Linked DNA regions of Homo sapiens: region 2 is linked to region 1. A link is a contact called in ENCODE Hi-C or POLR2A ChIA-PET data. All regions are on one chromosome and are shown on one strand. Each heading gives the region's core, a stretch centred on a gene start or an enhancer-like site at or near the end of the contact. The rest is flanking DNA. Distances are from core to core; before and after follow the strand shown.

Region 1 (3,996 bases), core at 428-2,927:
AAAAAACACCAGAAAATAAGTGCTGGTGAGGATGTGGGGAAGTTGGAACCACTGTGCACTGTTGGAGATGTAAGTCAGTGCAGCTGCTGTGGAGGACAGTATGGCAGTTCCTCAAAAAATTAAAAATAGAACTACCATATGATCCAGCAATTCCACTTCTGGGTATATACCCCAAAGAATTGACAGCAGGCTCTCGAAGAGATATTTGTACTCACATTTATAGCAGCATTATTCATAATAGCCAAAATGTGGGAAAACCCCAGATTTCCATAGAAGGATGAATGAATAAACAAAATGTGCTATTATTGAGCCTCAAAAAGGAAGGATATTCTGACACATACTACAACATGGATGCACCTTGAAGACATTGTGCTAAATGAAATAAGCCAGTCACAAATACTGTAAGATTCTACTTATGTGAAGTACTTTGAGTAGTCAAATTCATAGAAACAGAAAGTAGAAAAATAGTTACCAGGGTTTGGGAGGAGGGGGAAAGGGGGAATTATTTCAGAATTTCAGTTCTGCAAGATGAAAAGAATTCTAAACTAAGAGTGGAACTGGCATGTCCCTGACACAAAGAAATGATATGCTTGAGGTGATGGGTACCCCAATTACCCTGATTTGATCATTATACATTATATGCCTGCATCAAAATGACACATGTACCCCATAAATACATACAACTGTTATGCACCCATAATAATTTTTAAGAATTCTTGAGATGGGTTGTACAACAAAGTGATTGTATTTAACACTATTGAAGTGAACACTTAAAAATGGTTAAGATGGGCCAGGCGCGGTGGCTCATGCCTGTAATGCCAGCACTTTGGGAGGCTGAGGCAGGTGGATCATGAGGTCAGGAGATGGAGACCATCCTGGCTAACACGGTGAAACCCCATCTCTACTAAAAATACAAAAAATTAGGTGGGCATAGTGGTGGGCACCTGTAGTCCCAGCTACTTGGGAGGCTGAGGCAGGAGAACGGTGTGAACCTGAGAGGCGGAGCTTGCAGTGAGTTGAGATCGCGCCATTGCACTCCAGCCTGGGCGACAGAGCGAGACTCTGTCTCAAAAAAAAAAAAAAAAAAGTTAAGATGGTAAATTTTATGTTATGTACATTTTACCACAATTAATTAAAAGAAAAGAAGGAACCTAGGAGTTCTGATCCTTCTTTGTCATCCTGTGCCTGTTTCTAATGTTTTCTCTCATGGTTGCAAGATGGCTGCCACAGTTCAGGCATCACAGCAGAGGTACCATTTCCAGATAAGAAGGGCAGAGACCTTCCTCTTGTATGTTAGGGGGGAATCTTTTCCAGAAGGCTCTAGCGGGCTTCACCCTTCAGTTCCTGTTGGCCAGACTGGGTCTCCTGCCTCAAGGGAGCCTGGGAAAGCAAGTATCTAACATTTTTCAGCCTCTGTAGAGAGCAGCGGGCTCTTCCAGAAAGAAGCTGTTGGGGAAAGGCTATTGGGTAGGCCACTGATGTGGTTTGGCTCTGTGTCCCCAACCAGATCTTGTGTCGAATTGTAATTCCCAGTGTTGGGGTAGGGACCTGATGGGAGGTGATTGGATCATGGGGGCGGAATTTCCCCTGGCTGTTCTTGTGAGAGTGAGTTCTCATGAGATCTGGATGTTTAAAAGTGCCTCCCCCTTCACTCTCCACCTCTCCTGGTCCTCCATGGTAAGACGTGCTTGCTTCTCCTTTGTCTTCTGTCACGATTGTGTAAATTTCCTGAGACCTTCCAGCCATGCTTCCTGTATAGATAGCCTGCAGAACTGTGAGTCAATTAAAGCTCCTTTCACCATAAATCGTCTGGTCTCAAGTAGTTCTTTTTTTTTTTTTTAGACAGAGTCTCACTCTGTCGCCCAGACTGGAGTGCAGTGGCGTGATCTCGGCTCACTGCAACCTCTGCCTCCTGGGTTGAAGCAATTCTCCTGCTTTAGCCTCCCAAGTAGCTGGGATTACAGGTGCCTGCCACCACGCCTGGCTAATTTTTGTATTTTTAGTAGAGACAGGGTTTCACTATGTTGGCCAGGCTGGTCTCAAACACCTGACCTCAGGTGATCAGCCTGCCTTGGCCTCCCAAAGCGCTGGGATTACAGGCGTGAGCCACCACACCCGGCCAGTTCTTTTTGTTTTTAATTTGTTTTTTCCCCTTCCTTTCTTTCTCCTTCCTTCCTTCCTTCCTTCCTTCCTTCCTTCCTTCCTTCTTCTCTCTCTCTTTCTTTCTTTTTTTTTTTTTGAGACAGGGTCTCACTTTGTCACCCAGGCTGGAGTGCAGTGGTGTGATCTTGGCTTACTGCAGCGTCGACCTCCTGGGTTGAAATGATTCTTCTACCTCAGCACCCCAAGTAGCTGGGACTACAGGCACACACCACCACGCTCCGCTAACTTTTTGGTAATTTTTATAGAGATGGGGTTTTACCATGTTGCCCAGGCTGGTCTCGAATTGCTGAGCTCAAGTGATCCACCCACCTTGGTCTCCCAAAATGCTAGGATTACAGGTGTGAGCCACCATATTCGGCCTCAGGTAGTTCTTTTTTTTTTTTTTTTTTTTTGAGACCGAGTCTCGCTCTGTCACCCGGGCTGGAGTGCAATGGTGGCATCTCCGCTCACTGCAGTCTTTGCATCCCGGGTTCAAGCGATTCTCGTGCCTAAGCCTCCCGAGTAGCTGGGACTACAGGTGTGCACCACCATGCCCAGCTAACTTTTGTATTTTTAGTAGAGACGGGGTTTCTCCATGTTGCCTAGGCTGGTCTCAAATTTCTGAGCTCAAGTGATCCACCCTCCTTGGCCTCCCAAAGTGCTGGGATTACAGGCCTGAGCCACCACACTCAGCCTCAGGTAGTTCTTTATAGCATTGTGACAACGGACGAATATGGACACCAAGAGTCATCCATATCTTCTACATCGAATAGTAAGGAACAAAGGGTCCTTCTTTGTGAGCTCAGTACTGATGGCCATCATCAGCGGTGACCAGAACAACATCCTGGTTGATAGGAATGCAGGGCCAGATACATGAAGGGCCAGAGCAAAAATAGATGAAGGTCCTCAGTCTGCCTTTGTCCTTTTTCCACTCCTGCCGTTGTCCCCTAGCATGAAGGACCTCTCCAGTGGTGTGCTGGGGCCAGTTCTTACCAGCTCATGAAAGCCAATGTTTCAGGAATTTTGTGAGCCAGTTGACTTCGCATTGGTAGCTTGAGATTGGCCATGGTGGGAGTAGTATTGATTTTATGGAAATCAGTAAATGCTACAGATAGGGCTCCTTCCACCCCTAGCACCCGCCTGCAGCTAAGCCTCTCACGCATAACGGTGGACATCCCAGCTCCTGAGTCCAAGCTGTCTACCTTATCTTTCACACTGTCACCTCCTGAGCCACCCCTTTGGGCCTAGGTCTGCGCACCATGGGCAGTGAGGTCTGCCTGCAGGAGGACCAAGGAAAGAGTCTCAGGGCCTGCCTGGAAGGCCCAGGTCCCTCTGGCCAGGGAATTACATTAATTGGAGCTTGGTCTAGAAGGGGTTCTGGGCTCTGGGAAGGTGTGTCTTCTTGGCTTAGGGCAGGGGCACAGTCAGAGGAGGGCCAGAGTTGGGCCTTCTGTGGCCCCCGTAGCCTGAGTTACAGGGAGGAGAAAAGAGGGAGAATCCTTCTGTCCCCTCTCCCCAACCCTGTGCCTCTGCCTGGATAGGAGAGAAAACCTCCACCCTCATCCATCTGCCTCATTTCCCCATGGATGGAGAATTGCCGGTCTAATATTTCAGAACCCAGGACACTTATTCATGGGCCATGTTTTAGTAGTGGACAAGCTTACTGTGCCTTAAAGCTTAGGGTCTCTGTAAGATACAGCTTTGGTGATTGTGTTCTCCTGCGGGGCAAGCACACCTGGGCAGCATACCGCCTGTGACTGCACCTGGGTGTGAAACTCAGGTTGGAATCATATCCACTTTAGATTCAGGGAGGAGAGAGCATGACGCCTCCTGACTTGAGTTGGCTAGGATTAG
Region 2 (3,996 bases), core at 911-3,410, 120 kb before region 1:
CTCTTCTGGTTTTAACAGGCTACCTGCTAACTCTGTTTATAGCTGTCATACCGGATTCTCGTGTCACTGTCTTTTGGGGAATTCTCTTTACTATTCTACATAGAAGTTTTGTTTCCTTTATCTTTTTCTTGTTTATGCCCTTATTTTGCAGAGTACATCCCTCAGTAACTTCCTGAAAAAGGATTCTTGGGAGATAATTTTTTAGAGACCTCAAGTATCTGAAAAGATCTCTATTCTTCCCTAGCACTTGATTGATAGTTTGTCTGGTGTGGAATTTGTATTGGAAATCATTTTGAAGACATTGCTTCAGTGCCAGCTTACTCCCACTATTGCTTTTGAAATCTGAAGCCCGCTGATTTGGGGTTTCTTACACATTACTTTTTTTTTTCTCCCTGGAAACTTGATGTGCCACCTTGTGTAGGTCAGTTTTCCTCCAATGTACTGTGCCTTTTCAATGTGGAAACTCATGGCCTGGTAAGTTTTAAGTTATTTTGGACCTCCTCTCTGTTTACCCTTTCTGGATCACTCTCACTATTCAAATCTTTGTCCTTCCTATGGTCCTTTAATTGTTGTATCTTTTCTCTCCTATTTGCAGCCTTTCTTCTACTTTCTTGGGAGATTTCAACTTTATCTTTTATTGAGTTTTTGAAATCTTTTGTTTGCTTGCTTTTGTTTTTAATTTTCAAAAGCTACTTTTTCTCCTCTGAATGTTATTTTGTTTTGGCTTTATTCTTTTTTCATAAGTGCAATGTATTCTGTCTCTCTGGATATTAATAAGTTTATTTTGAAATTCTCCCTATAATTTCTGTTTTCTGTAGTTGGCTATCTTCTAGTTTGTTTTGATTTTTGATTTTTATGTTAGAAAAGAACCATGTTCCTCAGTTATCTGTTCCTTAGTTAGAAAGGTCTTTCCTCTGAGTCGCTCATATTCCCCAGAAGAGACTGCCTGGAGGGCGAAGGCCGGCCTGTGTTCTGGGAGCTGAGTGGAGAAAGAAAACTGGGGTCTTACTGTCCTGCATGCATAAGCTCTTTTTCAGTACAGCACCTCTGCCCTCATCCATGTTAATGACCACTGGTGCAGAGACCCTCTGTTTCAACTTCTTCTGAAAATAAATTTCAGACTGTCAGGATTTCTCTTTCTGTGTAACAAATTACTGCAAATTTAGCAGCCCAAAACAATACACACATTTAGTATCTCACAGTTACTGTGGGTCAGGAATCCAGGCATAGCTTAGCTGAGCCCTCTGCTCAGGGTCTCTCTTGGCTGTAGTCAAGGAGTCAGCTGGCCTGTGTCCTCATCTGTAGCTCTTACAAGGTCACATAGTTGTTGACAGAATTCAGTTCCTTGCAGCTATGGGACTGAGGCCCAGGCAACTCCTAGAGGCCGCTCATAGTTCTCTAGCCCTTTTCTTAGGTAGTTTATGTCATAGGAGCTTGCTTCTTCAAGGCTAGCAGGAGACTCTTCAGTCAGTTAAGACTTAGTCCTTTTTTTGAGATGGAGTTTCACTCTGTCACTCACCTAGGCCGGAGTGCAGTGGTGCAATCTCGGCTCACTGCAGCCTCAACTTCCTAGGGCTCAGGTGATCCTCCCGCCTTAGCCTCCCGAGTAACTGCGATGACAGGTGCATGCCACCATGCCCGGCTGTGTTTTGTATTTTTTTAGAGATGAGGTCTCACAATGTTGCCCATGCTGGTCCCTAACTCCTGGGCTCAAGCAGTCTGCCTGCCTCGGACTTCCAAAGTGCTGGCTCACACCTGTGAGCACTTGGCTGGAATAGGACATGTTTGTAAGTCAGCACCCTTCTCTGTTTGGGGATAATGCTTTGGACTTCTTGGTATTAAATGACTGTTTGAATCATTTTAGAAACCAACTGATACCAACATGAAGTAGCATATGACTCTGCCGTCTGTTAACTTACAAGCCAGTTTCGTGCCTGACCAGTGGCCACCAGTATTTGCTTACCAGTCATTCTAGGCTTGTTACGTTTAGGTAGCTGTGAAATGTCCCACATCAGCCCTCCATCTGTGGGCCTCTTTAGCTGCTGCTGCTGCTGCAGCATCTAGCCTTTTGAAAGCTATTGTCTACTGCTCAGCTAGAAGGGTGTGTGTAGACAGCAGGACCAAGGATTCGCCTGGGTGAAAGAGTTGGCAATGAGAAAGCAACCAGACCCTCCCCTCCAAGCCCAGCCCTGTATTTGACATGCAGGGCATAACCTCACTCATTCAGTCTCTCAGCCCTATGCAAATATAAACAGCCTTCCTCTTGTCTCTCCAGGCCAGCCGGGGCCAAGAAAGAAGCCAGTGATTCCCCCAAGTGCAGTAAATAGCTCTCCTCACCTCCTGACCCTGTTATTTCCTGGTAGTTCTGAGTTGTGGATCCTGCAGTGGAGAGGGAGGGAACAAAGAAGTTGCAGAGGCCTCAGCTTCACAGAGCATTGAGCAGTGGGTGATATTGTATCCTCAGGCAGGGGTTGACCTCACATTTCAGTGCAGGTCATTCTAATGACTGCTGGACCTCCCAGTGCCACTGTGAACTAGAATGGAATAGAGTGAAGTGGATCTGAATTCCTGGACTGTGGGACCAACCTAACTTCTGAGCTGGAGAAAGTAGGTCTCATGTTCTATACCTGCTTTTTTTTAGCTCTAGGGGGAAAAAAGAATTGTGCATCTTTCTTGTTCTCTTTGCAGCTTAGGGGCATAACGTTTGGACTGTAATTGAACTGATGCTTGTTTCCCCAAAATGTCTTTGGTTTTCATTAAGGTGGGGGATTCTCTGCATTTTTGGAGTTGTCACATTATTATCGAAATTCCTCTCCACACTAAGTACTGTGTGTGGTATGCTTTTATTTTCACCTAATTGATTTCTGCAAATAAAGTGATTTAATTTTTGGTATTAAGAAATTTAAATAACACCTTTTGGCAGATCACAAGATTTTCTTGTTCTTATTTAATCCTGGCTTCCATCCAAATGTGAAAGAGAAATGAAATAATAAGGTAGGAAAGGCAGACCAGTAATTGTGATTAAACAACTTTTGTGTTGAGTCCAAAGACAGGTAACTTTATTTTAAGCTTCATGGGTGTAGTAAAAATATATCACCTTAAGAAAACCTGGATTGCCATTAGCCAGAACTGACTTCCAGGCTTTCTGACTTTGTACAAACAAATCACTTAATCCTGAATCCTTCTCCTCATCTTTTTTTTTTTTCTCTTTGTTTGTTTTTAAATGTATTTCTTTATTTTGTATTACTTTCTTCTTGTCTTTTTTATATTTTATGTATTTTATTTTCCTCATCTTTAAAATGGATAAATGTTACCTTTCCTGATTCAAAGATTCTAGGCAAAGATCAAAAGAAGTCAAAGTTTGTGAAGGAACTTTGAAAATTATATATTTCTCTGCAATTGTGTTAGGGTACTTTTCTGTCTTTGATTTATGTTGGTTCTTGGAGTGATACTTTAGATGTACAAATAGTAGGTCAGAACAAACCTGTATGTAATAAATTCTGGAGAATTGAGTTCAAACTTTGGTTTTGCTTATATTTGGATAAATTATCATCAACTTTGTTGAGGTGTAATTTATACACAATTAAATTCACCCATTTCAAATCTTCCATGTGTTTTGACTGTTTAGATAAATTGACAAATAATTATCTTAGATAACAGTTGGTATTTCTACATTAAAGAAGGGAGAAAGAGCACCCTCTTTTGGCAAAAGTTTCTCCTGTGTGGGCTCTCCGGTCCCCCTGTCTCATTTCAAAATCAGATTTGCATCCTGCTGTTGGAGTACACTTGAGCCCTTTCATTTATACTGGTGCAGGTTTTGTAGTCTCTTAGAGATTCAGTATGTCAGTCCCATGTCTGAGAGCAAAGGAGAAGGAAGAGGGTAGGAAAGAGCACCTGAATTGAATAGAGAGGAGGGAGCAGAGAAGGCAGAACAGTGAGATAGTATCCATTTAGTCTGAGTATTTCCAAATTTTCCAATAAAATGTCAGTGGAAGC

Evidence for each region. Hi-C counts contacts between places; a loop is a spot of excess contacts on that map. ChIA-PET counts read pairs that join two places held with the same protein, here RNA polymerase II (POLR2A). Pooled maps may share reads with other maps.
Region 2: a loop to region 1 is called in a pooled map, with 2.8 times the contacts of the local background. The contact joins two enhancer-like sites. A Hi-C loop is called at or near these places in 2 of 50 pooled maps. POLR2A ChIA-PET finds 5 or more read pairs at or near these places in 3 of 52 experiments (T-cell, WTC11 and activated naive CD8-positive, alpha-beta T cell).

Annotation. Positions count from the first base shown.
Region 1 is chr3:23,985,859-23,989,854 of GRCh38, forward strand. No RefSeq gene overlaps it. Among named protein-coding and RNA genes, the nearest start is that of NR1D2, 43 kb to the left of the region's middle. Within about 2 kb of position 1,678, at least 4 of the 41 ENCODE cell types and tissues checked have a DNase peak (open chromatin) inside an H3K27ac peak, as active enhancers do.
Region 2 is chr3:23,863,876-23,867,871 of GRCh38, forward strand. All of the region lies in intron 3 of UBE2E1 (ubiquitin conjugating enzyme E2 E1), which reads left to right. Among named protein-coding and RNA genes, the nearest start is that of NKIRAS1, 51 kb to the right of the region's middle. RefSeq lists an enhancer at 1,077-1,836. Within about 2 kb of position 2,161, at least 8 of the 41 ENCODE cell types and tissues checked have a DNase peak (open chromatin) inside an H3K27ac peak, as active enhancers do.